Linked DNA regions of Homo sapiens: region 2 is linked to region 1. A link is an interaction called in ENCODE POLR2A ChIA-PET data of the cell type or tissue named here. Cell type or tissue: Panc1. All regions are shown on one strand. Links, peaks and the distances in the headings refer to the core of each region. The heading gives the core; the rest is flanking DNA.

Evidence for each region. Peaks named below come from ENCODE experiments on the same cell type or tissue, not always from the same donor. Only the 100,000 strongest peaks of a DNase experiment are listed, where the experiment ranks them.
Region 2: POLR2A ChIA-PET joins it to region 1 with 5 read pairs; 3 of 35 experiments call an interaction of 5 or more read pairs at or near these places.

Annotation. Positions count from the first base shown.
Region 1 is chr5:38,563,400-38,571,399 of GRCh38, forward strand. All of the region lies in intron 1 of LIFR-AS1 (LIFR antisense RNA 1), which reads left to right. It also overlaps a transcript of LIFR not described here. Among named protein-coding and RNA genes, the nearest start is that of MIR3650, 9.8 kb to the left of the region's middle. In Panc1, for the core only: no CTCF peak of the experiment used is centred there; no DNase peak of the experiment used is centred there; H3K27ac peaks cover 432 bases; H3K27me3 peaks cover 208 bases.
Region 2 is chr5:38,705,971-38,723,418 of GRCh38, forward strand. All of the region lies in intron 3 of OSMR-DT (OSMR divergent transcript), which reads right to left. It overlaps LINC01265 (long intergenic non-protein coding RNA 1265), which reads right to left and starts at 14,303. Exons shown (of 5, transcript NR_104631.1): 1 at 14,215-14,303; 2 at 10,495-10,560; 3 at 9,670-9,832; 4 at 5,379-5,450; 5 at 4,397-4,806. In Panc1, for the core only: no CTCF peak of the experiment used is centred there; no DNase peak of the experiment used is centred there; H3K27ac peaks cover 1,501 bases.

The DNA.
Region 1 (8,000 bases), core at 1-8,000:
AATATTAATTGGTTATTAACATAAAGAGTCCCCATGCTAGGCACTTTCTCTGTGTTTTATATATGTAGATATTAGTCTCACTTTACAGGTGAAGAGACCAAAGCTCAAAGGAGTAAAATAACAAAGATATGAATGCACCAGTCTGTTTAATTCCAAAGTCATCATAATTTATAATGATTTAGAAGATGTTGGCTAAAAGTGGGGCTCAGAATTCATAATCACTAGAAAACATTGAACATTTATTAAGCACTTACGGCATGCCAGGTACTGTGTACCAACTCAGCCCATCCTCCCTACAATCCTGCAAGTTACAGGGAGGGCTGTCATCTCCATTTACAAATCAGGCAAAGAGGTTCACTAACTTGCCAAAGGCCACACGGTTACTGACAACAGTGTGATTCAAACCATGGCAGTCTGGCTCCAAAGCCCACACTCCTCATTCCTGAACGCTATGTTCCACTTCAGTGCTGGCCACTGAACCTTCTCCTGCCACTTCTAGTTTCAGGAGCTTCACTAGGATCTCACCTACACCGTAGTGCCGCTGTGAGTGAGGCTTTGACAAAGTTGGGTTTTGACTGAGTGCTGTCAAAGGCTCTTCTCAACCCAAAGGACATGCTCTGAATTCTGTCTCTCTTTAGTCCAAATGGCTCCTGTCCTTTGTCTCTGTAGGGTTGAATCTAACTCTTTCTCTCCTGCATTCCTGTTTCAGATTGTATTGCTAGTTGAGATAGAGACTTGCTCTTTCCTTCGGGTGTTGTTTGAGTGCAGAATTGTGTCTCTGTAGGATCAGCCCATCCCCCTTCCCCACACTACTCTTCTGCTTTGAGACCCCATGATTGGATTTTTTTTTTTTTAGACTACTGCCCAGGCTAGAGTGCAGTGGCACCATCACAGCTCACTGCAGCCTTGACCTCCTGGGTTCAGGTGATCCTCCCACCTCAGCCTCCCAAGTAGCTGGGACTACAGACACACCACCATGCCTGGCTAATTTTATTTTTTGTAGAGACAGGGTCTCATTATGTTGCCAGGCTTGTCTCAAACTCCTGGGCTCAAAGGATCCTCCCATCTCAGCCTCCCAAAGTGTTGGGATTACAGGTGTGAGCCACCACACCCAGTCCCCCATGACTGGATTCTCATACTGCTATTCATCTCTGGTGGGTTACTCCTTTCTTCAACCTGAAAGTGATGTTATATTCAAAACCACCAACAGCCGGGAGCATCCCTAGACACTTCCATTGGCTTTAGAGAGTGTTATTTTTGTCTCCATTGGATTTAGAGAGTGTTATACATATGCATATGTATATATATACACACAATATATATATACACACACACTACACACACACACACACACACACACACACACACACACACACACATATATTTTTTTTTTGAGTCAGAGTCTCACTTGTCACCCAGGCTGGAGTGCAGTGGTGCAATCTCGGCTCACTGCAACCTACACCTTCTAGGTTCAAGTGATTCTCCTGCCTCAGCCTGCCGAGTAGCTGGGATTACAGGCGCCTGCCACCATGCCTGGCTAATTTTTTGTATTTTTAGTAGAGACAGGGTTTCGCCACATTGGCCAACTGATCTCAAACTCCTGGCCTCAAGCAATCCATCCACCTTGGCCTCCCAAAGTGCTGGGATTACAGGTGTGAGCTTTCATCTTTATTTTGCACAGCAGTTTAGTAAGGAATTTGTTGAAATTATACTAGACTTATATTCAGTATTGAGCCTTGGATGTTTAATACTTTATCTTTAGAAAATAAAAATTTTCAGTTGAAGAACAAAGCATATCAGTATTCCATTAATATAGTTTTCAGTATAACAGATATAACAGTGAAAATTGTTCAATGAAGATTCCTTTCCTGCAAGTGGTAGAAATACAGCCCTCACTAATTTAGGCAAACAAGGAAGGGGGAAATATCATGAAAAAGAATATTAAGTCCCAAATGGCAGCATAGCTATTGCCTAACTAATTTAGGCAAAAAGGGAAGGGAGAAAGGCCACGTAAAAGAATATAAAGTCCCGGATGGTGACATAGCTATTGGGGGAAGGTAAATTCCTACATGAAGGAAGGTGGGAAGGGCAGACAGTGCCTTCATATGTCCACAAAACATATGAAATGAGATGATGTATATGAGAAAGCATCAAGTGGATAAAATATACCTCTGTCATGATTGTTGATTTTTTTTTTTTTTTTTTTAGACGGAGTTTCGCTCTTGTTGCCCAGGCTGGAGTACAATGGCGCAGTCTCGGCTCACTGCAGCCCCCACCTCCCGGGTTCAAGTGATTCTCCTGCCTCAGCCTCCCAAGTAGCTGGGACTTCAGGCATGCACTGCCATGCCTGGCTAATTTTGTATTTTTAGTAGAGACAGGGTTTCTCCATGTTAGGCTGGTCTCGAACTCCAGACCTCAGGTGATCCCCCACACCTCGGCATCCCAAAGTGCTGGGATTACAGGCGTGAGCCACTGCTCCCAGCCCCATTGTTGATTTTTAAAACTTAGTGTTCAACAAATATTTATTGAGTACTTAATACATATGCATGCTAAGGAAACAACAGTGAGTGAGACAAAGCCCTTTGTCTTATGAAGACTCTGATGAAGCTTACGTATTAAGACTCTCAAAACATGGTCAGAATGTCCTTGATTAGCCTGAGTTGCCAAAAAAGAAAAGAAAAAAAGAAACTATTTTAAAATTAATTTTTATTGCTTTCTGTCTTTCATTTTTTCTTCCTATCATAGCACTAGATGAAGTTTTAGATATAAGCTTAAAAGCCTGAGTATTTGATTTCTCAATGACCGAAGGTTAATTACAGCTCATAAAAATATTAGAATTAACATATAATATTCAGCCTAAAAGATATAGGAAATATATTGTTCCTTTGATTTTAAATCCCTTTCAGTGGCTCAAAGTTAAAATAAAGTTTGCAGACGTATCAGTTGGTTTAAAATCAATATTTTCTTCATTTTAGGCATTTTCTATTTGCCATTCAAGGGAGAGGAAAACATTAAGAATCTTTTTTCCCCCAGCCACTAACACAGCAATAGATCTACATATAAATTGTTAGTTCCCTTCTTTTGTATTAATATCTCTATACTCTTGTTCACTATTTTCCAAAGGCATTGAGAAGTTAATCAGAAGTTTATGAAAAAGGAGACTTTCTAATCACAGAAGGTTGGATAACACTGAGTTAAACAGCTTTATAAGTCACAGGCCTTTTTAGAACCCTTAGTTCATTGTGGATCCTCAATTATAACATAATGTAATGTAATAATATAATATATGGGAGGACGCTTCCCAACAGTCATCCCTTTTCCTGGTAACAATATCTTGATTGTCCTTTAGGGAACCTATTCCTCATTCTTAGTCCCTGAGTTCTGGTGAATCTGTCCCCCATTCCTGGCTTTAGAAATGTTCATATGACAAGTGATTCATTGGTAAGTGTTAAAAACCAATTCTAAAAAAAAAGAAGAAAATCCTTGATTTGTAGCATTTGACATTTTCCATGGTGTAAATACTTTTACCATGGCCAACTTTAAGCTACCAAGGTGAAATCACTAAACATGGAGTTGGGAAGAGAGGCACATCATCAGCTCCTGGGAACCTGCAGCGCACAGTGTCAGAGATGACCCAGTCTAAGTGAATCAGACCATTTATCCCTCTGGGCCTAGGACTCAAGCCAGACCAGCTCCTTAGGTCCAATTCCTTTGATTTTTTTAAAGAACTGTTGTGGAAGAGGCACCATCTTTCACTGCGTTCGTTGAAAGGAAGGAATTGGAACCAATTCTGGTGATCTACTTTCCATGTGGTCTGTTTGGAAAGAGCCTGGCTGAGAATGCAGACCCTCAGAGAAGTGACTAGCAGAGCTGAGAGATGGAGACAGACCAAATTCTGGGATCACTGTTGGAGTCCTTGGATCTTGTCCAGCCTGAACCTCTGGACATTGCTGTTACATGAGCCAATAAATCCCCTTCGTTTCTCTGTCTCTCATTCTGTTTCTCTTCATCTCCCTCTTATCCATTATTTGTTTATTAATTTTTCTTTTATTAAAGCTGTTTGGTTTTTATTTCATTGAAGGAATATGACCATTCTGTATTTATTTATTTATTTATTTATTTATTTATTTATTTATTTATTTATTTTGAAGACTGAGTCTCACTCTGTTGCCCAGGCTGGAGTGCAGTGGCATGATCTGGCTCACTGGAACCTCCGCCTCTTGGGTTCAAGCAATTCTCCTACCTCAGCCTCCCAAATAGCTGGGACTACAGGGGCATGCCACCATGCCCAGCTAATTTTTGTATTTTTAGTAGAGCCGAGGTTTTGCCATGTTGGCCAGGCTGGTCTCGAACTCCTGACCACAGGTGATCTGCCCACCTCAACCTCCCAAAGTGCTGGGATTATAGGCATGAGCCACCACCTGGCCCAACCATTCTGTATTTCAAAGAGCCTGCCATGAGGTTAATATTCCCCCAGAGCAACTTAGGAACTGCCATTCTAGCTCATTCTCTCCCTACACCTCACAGAGACTGGGTACTATGAGTAACTGTCTTCTAAACATCTGATCTGACTGCTTTGTTGTAAAGGCTGTTCAGATTCAACCTATTCAAAATTGAACTGATATTTTCTGCTGAAAACACACTTCTCCTATGACTCTCATTTTCATTAACTTATGTACAAATTATGTGCCTGACCAGGGATATAACAGTGAAGATGATAAAGTTCTTGCCTTCATGGAGCTCTCATTCTAGAGAGAGAAAGAGACCATGCATAAACACATAGGTAAATAATGTACCAATGGCAACTTGAAATAAGTGCTTTGGAAAAAAATTAAGTGGGTTTAAACGGATAGAGAATGACAGGGGTTTCTATGCTAAATGGAGTAGTTGGAGGAGGCCTTCTTGAGAAGGAATTTTTGAGCAGAGAGGGCTAAATGAAATGAGACAAGGGCCTATGGGAGTTTCTGGGGGACCAACAGGCACATGGTTGGCATGTTCCAGAACTGCAAGGAGGTCAGTGTGGCTGGAGTCCAGAAGCATGGGGAGGTTGGAGAGGTATCTGGGGGGCCAATTAGGTGGGATGTTGTAGGCAGGATAAAGGACTCTTGAATTTCTTCTGCACATGATGGCAAGATTTGGAGCATGAATCCCTCTGCCACATGTGTGAGGAGTAGATTATAGGGGTCAAGAAGAGACACTGCACTGAGGGGCTGAGTAGGGAGTGACCATGCTGGCTAAGACCACCCTCCTAGCTATGCTGGTTGGGCATCATCTATGACTTTTTCTTCTCCTTCATTTGCTACATTCGTGCATACATGCCCAACTGGGGGTTTTGTTTTTATAATGCACCTTACAGCCATCAGAAGCAGGTTGAGCGTCCCAGGATACAGACTCTAGGACAGAGATTAGTGTGGGAGAGGTTTATTGGGAGTGCTCTTGAGACAGTAGTTTGTCAAAGAGAAGGAAAGAAAGCACAACTGGGCAGAGAAAGAAGTTCAACTACAATGTGGTGAGTTCTGAGGCTGAGATGGCCCTTCAGAGCTGTCCTGAGCTGTGGTGAGAGGTAGGGGCCTTTATATCCCCAGTGATGATCAGTCATTGATGCCACCATCCCAGGAAGAGGTCATGACCTTGGCCGAAGGCCCTCTTTTGGCAGCATTCCCAGTGACTTGGATAATCTGATCATTATTACTGAAGGGGAGGTCTGGGCACCATATCGCAACACCCTGGTACCACATCACCCATTTTTACACTTGTTACTGAAACTGCCTTGATTTAATTTCTCATTCTTCTTGCTCAGATTATAGCCCACCATTCTATCTCGAGTTATACTCCAAAGTAAAAGTCAAATTAGTCTTTATTGCCTACACAATGACATTTAGACTCAGCACAGCATTGAGACTCTTCAAGAGCCAGATGTCATCCCCTACTGCAGGGTTCACTGGACTGTGGCCTGTTAGGAACCCTGCTCAGCAGGAGGTGAGAAGCAGGAGGCTGCTCAGCAGGAGGTGAGAAGCAGGCAAGCGAGCATTACCACCTGAGCTCCACCTCCTGTCAGATCAGCAGCAGCATTAGATTATCATAGCAGTGTGAACCCTATTATGAACTGCACATGTAAGGGATCTAGGTTGCATACTCCTTATGAGAATCTAATGCCCGATGTGATCTGAGGTGGAACAGTTTCATCCTGAAACCATCATCTCCACAACCCCAGTCCGTGGAGACATTTTCTCCCATGGAAACTGGTCCCTGGTGCCAGAAAGTTTGGGGACCGCTGCCCTACTGTGTGTCTTACAATCTGGGCAGACAAGCCTAATTGGCACACCCTAAAATCGCACTGTTGCTTGAATCTGAAATGTTGTCTTTCCACTCTATCTATTAAAATCCTATTCTTCAAGGCTATATCAAATTCTACCTCCTCTTTCCGAAGAATCTTTATTCTAATATTCATTTCATTCTGCCTAGAGTATGTTGCTTATTTGTTAGCTGGGTAAGTGCAGTAATGAGGCCCTCATCATTTTATTCCCCCTTAGTTCTTTACAGCATTTAATATGGTGGACTCCCGATAAGTGTTAGTTGACTTAGTTTGTTTCAGCCTTCGTCAATAGCTAGATGATATCCTGAGTGGCAGTATAGCAGAGGGGTTACCAGCAGAGATTCTGGACCCATACTATCTTGATTCCTCACCATTTAATAGGTCCATAACAGTTAGATAATTAAGCATGCTATACCTTAACTTGCCCGTCTGTAAAATGAAGATAATAATCCCACCCAGTTCTTAGGGCTATGGTTAGGATTAAATGAATTTGTCTAAGTAGAGCATTTAGAACAGTGGCTGCTATTTAATAAGTACATGTAAGTGTTGGCTTATAATGGTACCTAAAGATTATTAGGGGACCTGCCCAAGTCACCAGTTCCCAAGGTAGCCCATGTTCATCAAGATTGTCCCAGAAGAGAGTGTTGTTCTTGCTGAGATTCTGTGGAGAGGACTTCATACAGTTCTTCTGTAGGAAAATATAATAGAGTTCTTGTTTTCCTCTTATGAGCATACCTTTAATGAGTGAGGATTTTCTTGCAAAACATGTTGGAATTCTGTGCTTTCCTGAGGCTTTTTCGGTCTGGACTTAGACTGGGTTTTAGAATGAACATTATGCACTTTCCCGGTGTTGCAAGAAAAAAAAAGTACAAAGCATCATATTTATAAGTGAATAGATTCATGGACACTTTAGAACTTAGAGTTCACCTATCGCAGGAGACAAGAAAACAAAGAGATTCAGTGACTTGCCTAATTAAAGGACAAAGTTACTTAATAACGTTAGCCAATTTGTGTCTGAAGATGCCATTTTTTCAGCATGTATAATTCAGACAAAAGTAGATCTAACTTGCTAAATCTCCACAGAACAAAAAAAGAACTCTTGTTTAATTTTAAGGCTATTGTGTTATTTAAAATTTATCCTAGATTTGGCACAATACTTACTCTTCTTATAATTAATTACCTTTTCTCATGAGCAAAAATAGTTACCATAATTATTCATTCGTTTGTGTATTCATTCATTACTCAAAAGCCATTTGTGAGCCTCTTTTATGTACGAAGCACTGAACTAAAAATTGGAAACTTTGAAAATGAATAAGCCCTAGTGTTCTGTGACTGGCTCACATCTGTAGAATCTGTGTGTCTCCTGAGTAGTCCAAATTTAAGCAACTTCAAAATGTGGGTGTAGGCTGCAACTTGATCTTCATCAGCCAAAGGTTAAATATTGTTAGCCACAACGTCAGTGATCAGATTCAGAGCCAAGGTGCTGCTATATACAACCAGTTATCATTAAGTGAGCATCTTTCACTAGAAACGAACAAATAGTATGCACTAGTCGGCTGGGCACAGTGGCTCATGCCTGTAAGCCCAGCACTTTGGGAGGCTGAGGCGGGCGGATCACTTGAAGTCAGGAGTTCGAGACCAGCCTGGCCAATATGGTGAAACCCTGTCTCTACTAAAAATACAA
Region 2 (17,448 bases), core at 4,908-12,907, 150 kb after region 1:
GCAAACCACCATGGCACATGAATACCTATGTAAAAAACCTGCATATTTTGCACATGTACCCCAGAACTTAAAGTATATATATATATATATATATATATATATATATATATATATATATATATATATATTTAAAGTATATATATATATAATTAAAGTATATATATAATTAAAGTATATATATATAAAGTATATATAATTAAAGTATATATATGTATACACACACACACACACACACACACACACACACACATATGAAAAGACAAAGTCTTCCTTCTTTTCCTAAGGAGCAACCTCAACATTTTCACCTAAATTCCCTCCTTCTCCACCCACAACAGAACCAGGCCCCTTTAGGTATGAAAGACTAAGCCACTATCCGAAAACACATTAGCACATATTCTTATTTTATCCAAGAGACACTCAGGAGTCACTAAAAGAGAGGGGAATGACACCTGAAGAAGATATTTTGGGCTGTTCTGTGCAATGACTGGGCCCGTATTCATCTTCATAATCCAATGGATATTTGTACTAAATACTGTTTATAAAATACTTTTCACAGGCATGAGCTCATTTGAACATCACATGCTGTGATGTAAGGACATTGCTGTCCTCACGTTAGAGATGAGGTAACTGAGGCTCCAGGATGTGTCTTCAGATCCAGTGCTCCTTCCCTCCCCCTACCACCTCAATCCTCCAGCAATTATGGTAGAGTTCTACTGGAACAGGCAGCTGATCAACATATGTGGCCAGTTGATCACCTCTCAGCAACGCTGGGAAGGAAGGACACAAACCTGAGCCCTGTGTGTCAGGCAGCAGCCAGATATTTCCTGTACATTTTCTCCCCCAATTTCCCCAACTTACACTCCCTGGGTTCAGATCACAGCTCCAGCACTTGTTAGCGGTGTGGCCTTTTAGGCCAGTTTAACACTCCATCTGTGCCTCGGTTTCCTCAGGTATAAAATGAGAATAATGCTATGTCCTCTTTGTAGTGTGATGAGGTATAAATGAGCTAACCCACTAAAACATGTAACCCTGGGCTATAAGAACCCTTGCATATGAACTATTATTATCATTGCTATTTCCCCTTATTTTATATGTGGGGAAGAATGTTCATAAAGATTAAGGGGGAACGCTCCTGAGATTGGAATCTAAGTTTGACTCCAAAGACCTTACTTTTTTGCTGCCTTCAGGTACCTTTGCACTTTTCTACTCTCTGCTCTTTTTCCTCCTCCTTAACCCTTCTTGGTACAGGTAGCCCATTGCCCTTAAGCAGTGTTTTTGATCCTAGGCTGCCTGCATTAGAATTATCTGAAACCCACTCCCTATGGACCAAATCAGAATCTCTGGAGCTGAGGCCAAGGAATCTGCATTTTCATAAGCAACACAAATGATTCTCTTACACCCAGATAGAGGTCGAGAGGCACTGACTCAGACTGTCCACTGGAGCAGCTGTCCTTGCCTGGGCCTGCCCGGCCCCTCCCACCTCCCCTTTCACCCAAGAAGTGCCCCAAAATTTTCTTGCTGCAAACCCGCCGTCCCATGCACATCCCCTATCTGCTATTTCCTGATTAGGAATACAAGGCCGATGTCAGCTCACTGTGGGGCTCCTTATCTTTCCAATCCATTGTGAATAATGGCTTATTAAAGTAATGGCTTATTTGGCCTCAGCATCGGGCTGGCTCAAGTCAGAGCAGGGAAAGGGTGGGGGCAATGGGGGAGGAGAGGCAATGGATTGGGCAACATAATTCCATGCACGAAACCCACCACGTACAAAGATGCAACAGTTATTCATCTAGAAACTTGCAAACTGCAGCAGGGTCAAGCCTACAAAAATGAGATAACGCGGAGCAGAGCAGGTAAGCACAAAAGGGCAGAAACTAAGTCAGTATTTTTATTAGAGCTTTATCTTATCTCTCATGCACAGCAGATTCCTTCCAGAAAGGAGGCTTGTGTCAGTTACCATTTGCTTTCACTTAATCCAGCTTTGCAAATAGCAGTCAACCACTCTCACCTCCAATTCATGAGTCCACCAAAAAACTTTTGCTCAATGCTCTTTGAGGCTGCTATGACTGAATCTCAGAATGTGACCCCAAGGCAAACTACATTTCTGGCTTTCTTATCCTGATTTTTCTGTGGCCTAAATTTCTCCTTCAGTTGGACTTAATCTCTGGTTATGTAAACAGCTGGAGATATCATAATTCCTGAGGGGATATCAAAGAGCTGTAATGAGTGGGGAAAGGAGTTGTGGGGGTGGGGAAAAATAGAAGAAAACGAGCATTAATTATTAAATGCGTAGGAGATTTTAAAAATCACATACCATTTGGCACTTTTCCTCTCCACAGTGCTCTATCCCCATTAAATGGAAGGAGAGCCAGGCCTCTCATCATGGCAAATTTGCTTAATTATGTTTTCTGTCTCTCCTAAAGTGGGAAGGGCTTAAAAACTTGCTTCCTATGGTGGTCACCTTTGCTCTGAATGAGAATGCATTTGCCCTACCTAGAACATTGAGGCCATCTCATACTTTACAAACTGGATTTGGAACCACTTAACAAAAGGCAATATGCAAACACATGTGAATAAGATGAAATCAGCTAAGAAGTCCAGAATCCTGGGTATGATTTTATAATAGGACAGATACACCACTCTTGGCTTTATTTTGCTTGCTGGAGGAGAAGTTCAGGGACTGGATGTCAAAGGAGAGATAGGGTGATAGAAATATAGAAGTTCATGAAGTGCCTCACCCTCCACAAGAGAGTGGGTCTGGATTTACCCACCTTCCATATCATTGAATTTCTGGAGTAGGGTTGATGTTACCATTACAACTTGTTATCACTCAGTGATTCAGGTAATGGGTGTTCTGATTGGAGGCTTGGAAATCCAGTCACTACAATCATAGGTGCTGCCTTCTTGCCACTCACATCCCAAGTAGGAATAGCCCAGGTGAGTTATGCCCCACACCCTCTCCTAGAAGCTGGGGGTTCACCCAATGTCAGAGGCCAAATCATCCTCAGATACCATCTGGTTGAACTTCCTAATTTTACAGATGCCAGTAGTCCAGTGTCACGATAATACAGTGAGTTGGTGGCTACATAGAAATAAGGATTTGGGTCCTGTGAATTTTGGTCCAGGAACTACCATTTTGCTCTTTAATAGTGTTTAAAGGACACAGAGGCATATTTTCTAAAGTCTGTATAGTGTGTGTTTGTGTGTGTGTGTGACAGTCTCACTCTTTTACCCAGGCTGGAGTGCAATGGCAAGATCTCAGCTCACTGCAACCTCTGCCTCCTGGGTTCAAGCGATTCTCATGCCTCAGCCTCCCAAGCAGGTGGGATTATAGGCACCCACCACCACCCCTGGCTAATTTTTGTATTTTTAGTAGAGATAGGGTTTCACTATGTTGGTCAGGCTGGTCTTGAACTCCTGACCTCAAGTAATCCACCGGCCTCGGCCTCCCAAAGTGCTGGGATTACAGGCATAAGCCACCGTGCCTGGCCAAAGTCTTTATAATCTTAAAAAGGAGAGAGAGGAAAGAGATAAGTGTAAGAAGGAAGGCATAGCTAATTAATTGGAGGGGGATGGTCTAAGTTCAAGCTTTGAAATGAAACATAGCTGGATCAGCCACTTAGTTGATGTGTGAACTTGGACATACACCTAAAGTTACTGAGTCTTAGCCCGCATCTTTTAAACTGAGATGGTAATAGTGCCTACTGCACAGGGTTAGGTAAGGATTAAAGAAGATAATGCACAGATCCTGGCACTGACAAAATGCTTAATAAATATTGGCTATTATTATAACTCCAGTGCAGACACCCAAGGACTTGGATAGACTGCCAAGAAATCAGTCCTGAGGGGGCCTGTCCTTCAGCCAAACTTCCTCCCTTCCAGCTCCTCTCTTCCAGCCTGGGCTGCTATGCTGCCCACATCCTCCACTCTACTCCTCCAAATAAGTGGCAATCATGACATTTTTAGTATCCAGCTTCACACACAGATCTTTCCAGCAGAGTAACAGGGTATTGACTAAAAATAAAGATGTAAAAGGACCAGGGATAAAGGGAATTGGTAAGGAAATGAGAAAAGAGAAAGGAAGGAGAGCTATGAAGAGATTCCTTCCATCTTTGATCACAGTGCTGGATCATGTATAGGGAATGTGAAGTACAATCAGTATACCATTTCTCCACGGAAGTTACACTGCTAGCAAAATGAATGCTCATCACTTTTCTCCTACCCTGCCTAAATAATTGAATACTGTGGATTACTGTGCAAGTTTCTCCATGCCCTAAAACCATGAAAACCGTGTCCTATAAAAAGCTGGTTTCAGTGGCATTCTAGTCACTGACTCTCTGCTCAGGACTGTACGAAGATAATATTTATCAAGATGACTGACTCAACAATGGTCAAATAATATTCAATATAGTTTTAATGAGAAAAACATGTGATCATATTCTGAGTCGGAAAGTCAGCACCACATCTTTAGCACATATTAACCAGAACATCTTATTTCCTGGCTGTATCAGAACAGACAACTTGCTCTCTCTTCAGTCGGAGCTGCAGTTTTCCTTTTACATCTCCATTTGTCTTCTTGTGGAATATGGGCCTGAAAGGACAACAGGGTCACTTTTTCCTAAGACAGTATATGTTTTGCAGAGTGTATCTCTGATGCTGGCACCACCCAGCAGCTGGAGACCTAGGTGCCGGGAGTCTGAAGTTCTAACGTTGCATTTCAAACCCCAAAGTTCAGTGGATCTTCATCTTAGTTGCAGAGAAGTCATTATCTTCATTTTTTTTTTTTCTGGATGCAATAGTTGCCCCCTGCCAGACATGAGAACAAACAGAATGTGTTCTGTCTTTTCCAAGATTGCTTCATCAGCATGTATTTTCCACTAAAGCTTTTCAGTATTTGACTTACACATTTATGAACACCCCCAAATGGACTGTTAGGGTTTGGTTTAATCCCCAAGAAAAGTGGCATTAAAATAGATCTTTTCCCAGCAATAATAATCTAATTTATGATAAAGTATTCTATTCTCAGTACCTTTGAGACACATGAGAGCTTTTATGTAATAAAAAAGCCATTTATTTCTGAATATTTTAATGCATGTTTCCATATTTTTCTCATTTTTAATGCAAGGGCCGTTGACAGTATTGTAAGAGAATGTCTTTTAAAAGCAACTTTACGGCAAATGTTCCAGTGAAATGGATGGCAGCGTGCATCGTTGCAGAGCTGTATTGCTGAATGGAGCAGGGCAGAGATGTTTTAATTCACATTTATGTGCATAAAAGGGTAACCTCTACAGAGAGAGACAATGTTATTCAGTAAATTGATAAGATATAGTAGACTTGGCTTCAGTTTGGGGCTCCATCCTTTGATTTGCTGTACTTACTTAGTTATTGCTGTGTCTCCTCTGCCATGTCTGAAATACAGAAGGAACACATGCTGGAGAAGGCTATGACAACTATTGGGGAAAAGAAAGTAAGTCAGAACCTTAGGTGTGAACTGGAAAGACAGGCTATTTTAAAAGGACAGAGAATCAAGGAGCAAACAGAGCGTCTTTGGACAGAAATTAGACTATCTATATACATATATACGTGTGTGTGTGTGTGTGTGTGTAGTGTGTGTGTGTGTGTGTGTGTGTATATATATATACACACTCACTGCAGCCTGGACCTCCCAGGCTCTAGCAATCCTCCTGCCTCCTGCTCCCAAGTAGCTGGGACTACAAGTGTGCTCCACCTCTTAGAGACAGGGTCTCACTATGTTGCCCAGGCTGATCGGGAACTCCTGAGCTCAAGCAATCCTCCCACGCTGGCCCCTCAAAGTGCTGGGACTACAGGTGTGAGCCACTGGGCCCAGCCTATTTTGATTTTTTAAGCTTTCATTTCCAGAGCTGTTCATTTGGATGGATGCCCACCATCTAAAAAGCTACTAGGATAATGGTTGTTGACTGGGAAGGTAGAAGCAGGGTCTGGAAGTGGGAACAGTGTCTGAATCAAAATACACACATCCCTGGTTCTGTGATTTTAAAGCCATCTTGAGAAATCTCAGAAGTGTAATTCTGATACTCTCCCTGATCAAGAGCCACTGCAGTAGTATGAGTATGAGATTTAACCTCAATCATATGTGCTTACAAGAGATACGAAAATGCATATTTGACATGAACAGAACCACACTTCTGAGATAAGAAGCCAACTTTTCACGGATGTCTTACTGATGCTTTTTGATAAAATGCTCCGTGCTTTTTTTTTTTTTTTGAGATGGGGTCTCACTCTGTTGCCAAGGCTGGAGAGCAGTGGCACAATCATGGTTCACTGCAGCCTCAACTTCCCTGGACTCAGGTGATCCTCCCGCCTCAGTCTCCCAAGTAGCTGGGACTACAGGCACACACCACCACACCCAAATAATATTTGTATTTTTTGTAGAGACAGAGTCTCGCCATGTTGCTTGGGCTGGTCTCAAACTCCTGGGCTCAAGTGATCTGCCTGCCTTGGCCTCCCAAAGTCCTAGGATTATAGGCATGAGCTACTGCACCCAGCCACTCTGTGGTTTTAATGGACATTGATAACAGCCCTCTGTAAGACAAAATCATGATCCAAAGTCAGACACTGGATACCTCATAAAAGGGCTGGGTGAAGAGTCTGCAGAGCAGGGATCTCGTTTTAGTTCTGGACAGATGAGCTATTCTGGCCTTGTGGATGTTGCCTAAGCCACTCTAAATATGGTATCTAGGTCTCTCAGCTTCCCTCAAGCAGATAGAAAAGGGTGAACAAAAATATCAAGAGAAGAGGGAAAGGATAAGTTAGTATCGGGATGATGTAGGGAGAATAAAAGCTAGAAGGAAGTAGTAACACTGGCATTGCCGCCTGCTCAGGGCCAGGCACTGTGTTGAGTACTCACACCATTAGAATGGAGACTTCTAACAGGGAATACAATGGAGATAAAGGAAAGAAGACTTGGAGAAAAGCCAGAATTAAAAGGGAATCCATTTTACACTTTCTAACCTCAAGATTTCAAAAACTAAAAACTGAACAGGTGTTTTATGACTAGTGAAAGCTAGTACTCACTGTGCCCTTAACTGTACTGTGTTTTACATGCATCAGCTCACTGGATCCTATGAAAAGCCATATTAGGCAGGCATTATTATTATACTGTGGTGCTGACATAGAAACCAAGCCTTGGAGAGTTTAGATAACCTGCTAAATGTTCACTCCTGTTGGGTGATGGTGCTGGGACTTGAAGCTGAGGAGTTCAGGTCTGTTGTGTGGACTCTGCTCTGCTAGTAGCTGAAGGTTACTGGTGTGGACTCTGCTACTGGGCTGCTCAAAATGCTTCAAGGGTTCTGATCTTAGAAAGTCTCTTGGAGGTTTGGGGAGAAGATAAGAGGTTGGGCTGGCTCCCAACCAAAAGCCTTGGAGACACTTTCAAGATAGTCTGGGAGCTGGGACCACAAACAAGGTAGATGAAAACAGGTAGCTGGGGGCTGAGGATGCACAGCTGGGTGACGGGGTAAGAAATCCTGCTACATTATAGCTACTGGGAGCATGGCCTTGGGAGGTCGACTTCCTGGGTTTGAATCTCACCTTAACCACTTCCTAATGGTGAATTCATGGACACAGATATGAAATGGGCTAATACTAGTAGCTGCCTCAAAGGGCTGTGCGAATTAAATGAGATATATAGAAAGTGCTTAGTAAGTATACATAGTGAGCCCAGCAATAAATATTTGCTGTTATTTCAGTAAACGAGTTTTTGGATGAAGCTCTCAAGTCTTTCTGTCACCCTCATTGCTGCCTGCTTCCTACAAGTATGGTGAATTGGCATGTTTGGAGTGTGTGATATGTGGACCCACTCGTGAGCAAGCCAGCTTTGCCCTGTGGGAGAAGGAATACATGTCAAAGGAATAATGCTGGCCGGGCATGGTGGCTCACGCCTGTAATCCCAGCACTTTGGAAGGCCAAGGTGGGCGGATCACAAGGTCAGGAGATCGAGACCATCCTGGCTAACACGGTGAAACCCCGTCTCTACTAAAAAAAAAAATACAAAAAATTAGCTGGGTGTGGCGGCGGGCACCTGTAATCCCAGCTACTCGGGAGGCTGAGGCAGGAGAATGGCGTGAACCCAGGAGGCAGAGCTTGCAGTGAGCCAAGACTGTGCCACTGCACTCCAGCCTGAGCAACAGAGAGAGACTCCATCTCAAAAAAAAAAAAAAAGGAATAATGCTATGACTTGTGACTTCTTCCTTGGGACGTGAGGGGGTGTTGAGATAATTCACAGCTACTAAGCATCTCCTGAATGCTTGCCAACACAAAATGTTGGGGTCAGCTTGACCTCCCTTTGCCCATGGTGAAGAAAGAGCACCTTTCTTGAGAGGAGGACTCTCCCCCAGGACACCACCCTGTGGGCATGGCATGAATGGTCTGGTATGGCAGGATGGACCAGCAGTGTACCTAAGAATGCCTGTCCCAGGTGGGCTGGCTGGAACAGTACAAAGGGTAGAGGCAGGATTGGAGAGCCTCTGCTCATCATGGCCAAAGAGTGGGCTGTCCGCTGCAGGTCGCAGAGGAAGAGCACAGGGAGCTTCTTTGGCCTCCTAAATAGAAACTGCTTCTACTTGCAATTAATTCATCCTCACTGCTCAGTCTTTGGAATGGACGTTTAGAAGCCAGAGATACTTGAGGGTGATTTTCCCAGACTTGGTGCATCTCCTAGGAGGTGATCCTGGTTGGAGGTCAGGCCAAAACGACTACTGGGAAGTGAATTCTATCATGACCAGTGGGAGCCAAGGAAGCACTTCAGAATGAGAGCACTCTGTTGTTTTGTGGCATGAGGGAACAGTCAAGTAGGGTTGATTTGGGGCTGGAATTAAAGAGAAAGGAGGTTTGGGACCAGACCTTGTAAGATGGTCTCCCTTTTTTCCTGTTTCTCAATCATAGATTACATGTTACAAACAGCCTGGACTCTGAGACTTGGAGCAGAGAAAAGCAGGTCCCTGGATATTCCTGGCAAGAATTATAATAACTCACAGAGGAAGAGATTTTGTATCACAACAGGGAGTCTCAAATTAGTCAAAGACTTGGAATGGTTTTCTGATAAATGAAATGTAATCAATTATGGTGACTTCTTTTGGGAATTTTATTGACTTCTTCCTTCCTCCTTGTTTACTTTGGATTGCCACTTGGGTCAAGTGTGAAGTTGTTGATCTTACCCCATCAGCCTGGAATATGTGTGAGCACATCCATGGCCATGACACAGAACACAAATGGCCTGATATAAAATGTGGTGCTAAGTATACCAAATAGCCAAAGAGGTACAAACTGACAGTCATCTTGAGCTAATAGGAAGTGATATTTTATTTTTTATTTTATTTTATTTTATTTTTTATTTTATTTATTTTTTTTTGGAAGTGATATTTTAAGTGACGGTTTGAAAAAGAATATGGCAGCACTAAATGTTGAAGCAACCACAACTCTCCTTTATGGCTGGTGGGAATGTAAATAAATGAGAGCACTTTAGAAAACTGTTTGGCCATTTCTCCTAAGGTTGAACATGTGAATGCCTTATGTTCCAGCAATTCCAGTCCTATGGCGTGTATCTGACAGAAATATATACACGTGCACAAGAGAGATGTACAAGAATGTTCATAGCTACACTATTCAAAAAAGCCAGTATATAGACACCTGTTTTGCACAGCTTCAAAATCATCCTGTCCTGATTTTTGCAGGCGTTTGTTTCTTGCAAGTGTAGTCAGTGATGCCTTGCCTGGGGCCTGCACCATACTGATTTCCTGCAGTGCAGCTTCTTTGACTTGGGATTTTCCAGGGCAACTCATGTATGTGCAATCTAGAACAAGAGAATTTTGCTGGTGGCATCATCCTTGACCAATGGGGGGCAGGAGCAGATGGACAATGGACAAATGTTTCCATTGTCCATGTTTCCATGGTAACATGGCTGGTGGTAACATGGCTGGTGTAAATGATCCTATGGCTGATTTCAAGCTACCATTTAACACGTGGCCCACAGCATTTCTGAATACTTTATCATTGGCTCTTGTGAGCCAGTATGATCTGGCTCAGCACACCACCTGCTCTAACCAATAGCTGCCATGTGAGAAAGTGGTTCCAGTGTGTCCTCATCTTGGATTTTTTTTCAAGGGGAGCCAGAAATCTGGATTTGCATGTGAAAACTCCTGATTTTTAAATTGTATCAGCTAGTTCAAATTTTTCAAAATCACTTGACAAACCAAGAAAAAAAAAACCCAACTACATCTGCAAACTAGATTTAGCCTATAAAATGCCAGTTGTTTTTTTTTTTTTTACCTTTGATGTACAGACTAAACCTTTTGAAGAGGGTCTGTCAGCCTCAGTGACGAAGCACAGTTTTTTGCGTAGACAGAGTTCAGGACTTAATCTGCATGGCCATATGGTGTGATGAACTCAGTCTTAACTGGGGATTGAGTGACTTGGGTTCTAGTTTCAGTTTTCTATGAAAATTACTTTACTTACCTGGGCCTCAGTTTCCCCATATGCATTAAGATACCTTCTGAAGAAGTTCTTCTCATATCAGAACACCTAGGATTGTATATTGAGCATAAAAGTACGTTAGGTGCTTCTTTGGGACTAGACAAACTCCTCAGCGGGGCAGGGAGAATTGAGGGATGCTGGTTGTGGGACAGAGATTCCAGGCTTGTAGGCTGCAGCTGTCTCTCCTTCCACTCCCTTCACTCATAAAAGAGAAGCTGTGGCTTTCCCCAAGCCATCGTTCTAACAATATCCATTTGCCTGCTGGGGAAGTCCAGGCCTGATGCTTTGCGGTCCTCAGGCTTCTTGAGAAAAAGTCCACTTTCTTAAAATAAAGCATGATGTGGCAGGGAGACTTCAGCCCTGGCGTTTGTTACCCTGGGCTTATGATGTGGCTCTGCCACTTCTTAACTAGGAACTTCATCTTCACTTTTGTCATAGGACTTCCTGCCTCATGGGAATTGTGACAAGAAGCATCCACTGTTTCAAGTGTCTAACATGGCCTCTGGCATATAGTGTGAAATGAACACTAATTACTACCATCCTTGTGATTTATTAAGGCATTCACCTGTTGAGAAGTGCTGGGTAGCCAGCAGCCCAAATATTCATTAAAATTTGATCTTATGTCTCCTTGTGTTTAATTTGGTTTAGTTTACTCTGTTATTTTAGAGATTCTGCCAGCATTAATATTTCTGCAAGATCCAGACAGGTCTGGACACAGAAATTTTGATCTAATCCAAATTTGTGGGCTCAGGAATGCTTCTAGCGAGAGATGCTACTATATATTCTGCTGAAGAAGATTCACATACCAGGAAGAAGAAGATTTCAACTTTGATTATTTGAAGAGGCAACGAAGTAGTCTAATCTGTGCTATTAATTTGTTTAAAGATAACATGTGCAAGTTCCCTAAAGACAGCATAAGTAACTATATATTAGAGTCTGAGACAAAGGGAAAAAGTCAGTAATACTGATCTTGTCTTTATTTAAAATTTTGATATTTTGTTCATTCATCATGGATTTTTGCATTAATTTTGATTTATAAAATGTTGCATTTAACTCGTTTTTTTTTCTTTTTTCTTTTTTCTTTTTTTTTTTTGAGACAGAGTCTCACTCTATCCCCTAGGCTGGAGTGCAGTGGTGCAATCTTGGCTCACTGCAACCTCCGCTTCCTGGGTTCAAGTGATTCTCATGCTTCAGCCTTCTGAGTAGCTGAGATTACAGACATGCACCCACCATGCATAGCTGATTTTTGTATTTTTAGTAGAGACGGGGTTTCCCATGTTGGCTGGGCGGGTCTTGAACTCCTGACCTCAGGTGATCCGCCCGCCTCGGCCTCCCAAAGTGCTGGGATTACAGGCGTGAGCCACCACATCCGGCCCCTAATTCTCATTTTAATCTTAATGTGCTAAGCAGCTTGATATATGACTAGGCTTCTCTGGGATTGTGTTTCTTTGATTTTAAAATAAAATATAAGTACATTTATACTTTTTGCAAAAGCATTTTTGAATACCTAAATCCTTTCTAAAATTATTACATGAAAATTTCATTTTAATTACTGAAGTTTGGGTGTTTTTTGTTTTGTTTTGTTTTGTTTTTGCATCGCCTATAAGTACAAAGACAATTAGTAAGAGTTTTTGGTTGCAAACAACAGAATTCACTGTAGCTACTTCAATTGTAGTCACTGAACTGTATTGGTTTTTACACAGAGTTGGACAATCAGGCTTGGAGGCTACTGAGCTGGGTAGAATACCTCAATTATTGCTCCAGGAGAGTCTCTGCTGTTACAGCACAGCAGGGGAACTACCACTGGAACCACCACAACCTTTGTCTCTGCAAACTAAGTGTCTCTCTGTCACCCTCATCAGAATTCCTCCACTCCGCACTCTTTCTTCCACAAGGCTCTCCTACAATCAAAGTCTGGCATGGTCTATCTGAGGAGGCCAGGGCCATGCTTGTGTCCAGCTATAGACAACTTAGGAAAGTGAGTTTCTGGTTTCTTCCTGGAGAAGTGGGATTCATAAATCTGGAAATCTTCAAACCAGGGAAGGGTACTGAGAAAGTGCTGGCAGCTGGATGACTAGGGTTCATATGAGTACATTTTTTTCTGGATAACTTTGCAGGGTCCCACATATAATTGTGCAAGTGGTACAATATATACAGGCCCCATTGTAGTGGGGTGGTTTCTGCCAGCTCAGGCAGCATCATGGGCATGTGTGCAAATATGAGGACAAGGGACTAAATGTACACGTGGAGAATCATTCTCCTCTTCCCTGAAATCACATTCATACTTCAAGCCACCCCTTTCCCCTGCCCCTCCTGGGAGAAAGTTGGAAGCAAAAGTGTTTGTGAAGATTCAGGCTGAGATACTTACTTCTGGTGTCCCCATCGCTCACTTGAACCCATAGATATCCCCCATTTCCTTACCGTAATCTGCTAATAACATGACTGTCCTGCCCCACGGGATGCTCTCTGGTCTCATTAAGTCTGAAAATGCTTGGGAAATGCATCTGCCAAGGACTACAGCCAACTGTCATTATTATCATCTGCTTACAGACACTCTCCCAGGCAGCAAAATATTTTCAAGCTCTAAAATCCCGGCCCTAGCCCGTCCCTTTATTTTCATCTTACCTAGCCTGCGTAGATTATCTGAAGGACACACAGACTCAAAATCAATGTCCCATCTGTCTCTTGTTTACAGCTTATCAGGTGTTGTGAAATGAAACAGTGAAATCCCTGGGAGCATTTCCTCTTCTGAACTGATTTAACTTTAGCTCTCTGAAGCTTTCTCCTCCTTTGGCTTCTGAGAATGGTGTGCTGGTCTGAGAAGCAAGAACTTTTCATTGGCATAGCTATTAATAGTGACTAATATGGACTTCTTGTGCCTTGCTCCAGTTTGAAATTTATAAGGATGGCTGCCTCATTGCGTGTGTGTGTGTGTGTGTGTCTGTGTGTGTGTGTTTGTGTGTAATTGCTTTGCTCCTTCTTTTGCATGTGAGTAGATCAATCTTAAGGATCAGGACTCATCTCTGTCTCCCCACAACAATGCCTCCAAAAGGGGGGGGGTTCATGACTGTTTCAAAAATAACTTATATTTTTTATGCATGAATCTTCTTTGCTCCTTCCTTCCTTCCTTCCTTCCTTCCTTCCTTCCTTCCTTCTTTCCTTCCTTCCTTTCTCTTCCCTCTCTCCAATCTGTTTCCTCTTTGTCTCCCTTTGCCTCATCCATGCCCCATTCTTTCTCTCCCAACTCCAGGATTGTGTGACTTTTTTCTCTGACCTTTTATCCTCACTGCTTCTTTGGCTATGATTTGAATCTGGGTCACTAGAATAAGCGTGTCCTTCCTTTCTCTGTAGACTATACAGGTTGACTGCTTTGTAGATTTTGGCATTTTGTAGGACATCATATGAATGCAATTTTTCTGGATAACTTAGCAGGGGCCCACATATAGTTGTGCAAATTGTACACTGCACACAGACCTCTACCGAGTGAGCGAATGGGGCAAAACTCTAACCCATGCTACTGTCCCCAAGCTGTGTATCCTGGGAAAGTGCTACATCCACTGAAGGAAAAGTCATGCTTTTGTAATTTGGTGACTAATGCTCAGTCCTAGCAACCAATTATGCACACACAAATAGGCACTGCATAATTGTTTACTACACCACATTCCCTCCAGTCATCTGAATTTACATACTCTCAAAACTCACATGGCTTCCAGCAGTGCACATCCCCACATTCCCTTCCAAGGCAAGTTGGTGTTTGAAAATCACACTGCCATGATTTCACCCCATCACATTTCATCCTATGTGAGTTGGTTTTTCTACAGAAACGATGTGACAAGCAGTGATTATATCCTAAGGGTGACATCACAATCACCTATTTAAGCTATTATACTGTTGAAAATTGTTTATTGCAAAGGAAAGAAATAAGAAAACCCTATTTTTCTATATTACTATTTAAACAATCATAAAAACAATAATCCTAAGTAAGATGTTATTTTGGAAAGATTACATAATTTGAAAGAGGCTGGCCTTCGAAAGAATAGCAGGATTATTAGGAGAGCAGAAGGAGGCAATCGAAACCTCTGTGGGGATGCTGATATACGCTATAGAAGTAAGATTCTGAAAAACTTCAGAGGATGCCAACTAGGTTCTTTGTTTAATCTAATTTCATTGCAAACCCCAGGGTAGTTAAATCTCTAAAATTATTCCTAGGTTCATTAGGCTTAATACAGCTTATTTCTTGGATCACAAAAGGGACCAAGAAAGGAGAGGAAATAACATTTTTTGAATGAGGTAAATAGGCAAGAGTTAGAAGAAACTAAGAAGATAATTGAAATGCATGTCTCACCATGCGTGAGAAGGAAATTAGCTAGCATGGAAATAGCTGAAGTTGAAGCAGTGAGTGTACATGCTCGTCATGAAGTTAGTGGAGCATATTAGTCCTTCTCACACTGCTATCAAGAACTACCTGAGACTGGATAATTTATGAAGAAAAGAGGTTTAGTTGACTCACAGTTCCACAGGCTGTACAAGAGACATGGCTGGGGAGGCCTCGGGAAACTTACAATCATGGTGGAAGGTGAAGGAGAAGCAAGCACCTTCTTCACATGGCAAAGAAGGAGAGAGAGAGCAAGTAAATGAGGAAGTGCTACACACTTTCAAACAACAAGATCTCGTGAGAGCTCACTCACTATCATGAGAGCAGCAAGGGGGAAATCCACCTCCATGATCCAATAACCTCCCACCAGGTCCCTCCCCCAACACTGGGGACTACATTCAACATGAGATTTGGGTGTTAACACAGAGCTAAACCATATCACAGAGGAGACCATGTAAGGCCCTGGAGAACATGTGGGGCTGGGAAGGGCATAGGTGTAATGTGCTGGGACTGATGTTCCTGAAAGGACCATGCTGGCTGCTGTGTTTGTCAGGGATCAAGGTGGAATGTAAGCAATGAACTTGGTTGTAGCAGAATCCAGAATATGAACTGGGTTATATTCTGTATAAATTTTAAAGGTAGAACCATCAACATTAGCTGATGGTTAGTGGTACCTTTGACCCAATGGATTGCTTAACTACAGAGGAGTAGAAGGGAAAGTAAGGAGGAAGCTCTCTGGCTGGGGTTCATGGAAAATGCTGAGGACTAGAGTTCTTTGCTCAGGGCTCTGTCTCCCTGTCTTGACATAACTGCAGCAGTGTGGGCAGAACGGAGTGGTTGGGCTCTGAACTAGACTTATCCACTCGTCTCTCTTGTCTTTCATTCACAAGTACTTAGTGAGGGCCTACTATGTACCAGGCACAATGCTGAATTCTGGGAAGAGAGACAGCTAGTGAACAGGTTCCTCACCCACGGAACTCACAATCTAACCAGAGTCATGCACCCAAAATGACATTTTGGTCAATGACAGATCACTTATACAGTGGTGGCCCCATAAGATTACAATACTGTATTTGGACTGTACCTTTTCTATGTTTAGACATGTTTATATACATGCAAATATTTATATTGTGTTACAGTTGCCTACGGTATTCAGTACAGTAACCTGCTGCACAGGTTTGCAGCCTGGGAGCAAGAGGCTACCCTATATAGCCTGGGTGTGTAGTAGGCTATACCATCTAGGTTTGTGTAAGTGCACTCTATGATGTTCACACAATGTCAAAATAGCCTAAGGACAAATTTCTCAGGGCATATATCCATCATTAAGTGATGCACACCGTATACTGGATTGCTTTATGGATGCAAGTAGGATTTCCCCACGTGCCCTATACCTTTTTACTTCCATTCAATTCTTCTCATGTTATTTCCACCTATTAAAATGTTTTCCTTTCCCTGAGGCCTGTTTTCACCTGTCAAAGTCCTCTCCAGTTCAACTCCCAAGCTGTCTTCTTCATGAAGCCTCCTTCATTTTCTACCGTCCATTTTCAAAGCCCTTTATGGCTACCTTCCCTAGAATGCTCATTGCACTAGAAAGTGCCTTTTCTGTAACTGACTTTCCTCTCTTAAAAGAATCTTGCAACTTATCTTCACCTGGGCTGTAGCTCCTAGCACATAGTAGATAATCAGAAATGACAAAAGAAAGCATGAATGTATTTTCCCAAGAGACAGAATGCAAAGTTAGAAGTGTAGAAGGCCAAGAACTTAGGCAGTATGATAGAGGTGGGGAAAAAGATAATTCAGAGAAAAAGAGAAGGTAGTCACAGAAAGGTCAGATGCAGGAAGAAACCATATTAAGGAAGGGAGGGGCAACGAATTAGCAGAGAGGTCACTAAGGGGTCTCTCTGCAAGGATGGGGTCACTGGATATCTCAGATAGGGTTTTTCTATTAGGATGGTGGAACAGAGGCCAATTTGTAAGAGGGTAACAAATGGATGCAGTGATTGTGGCCAGGTCCAAATTAGCTGTCATTTTCTCTATATTACTACTTATCTGTAGAAGTTGTTAATTAGTCATCCAAAGCATCTTTGTTTCTCAGAGTAAAGTGCAGAAAACAGAAACAATTAGGTATTTCAAGCAGGAGGGGCTGTGGGGGCAGAAGTCAGGAAGCTGCTGATCAAGTGTAGGTTTCAAGGCCAAACCGTGGGTAGCATCCAGAGAACAGGCTGCTGCTGCTTTCACAATTACCAGGGCTGCTGCCTCAACCACCTCATCCCTTGAAGCAGAAGCTGGAGGTCAGCTGTCGAAACACCCGCATCTGTTGGCGCTCACTCATCAGCTGCTATAGCCATGGAGAATGGCCTCTGCCTCCTGTCTGCCTCCCATATCTCTGGCAAGGGCAGCTCTCTGGCTAAACCAAGCTTTCCTGTAGAGCTTGAGTTCCAAGGCAGCGTTGGAAGGCTTTCAGCTTTCCAACCGTTCCAGATAGAAAGGGGATAAAATGGAGGTTGGGGGCGCTCCTCCAAATGTGTGCCATGGCCTCCCACATGGCTGGCAGGTGTGAG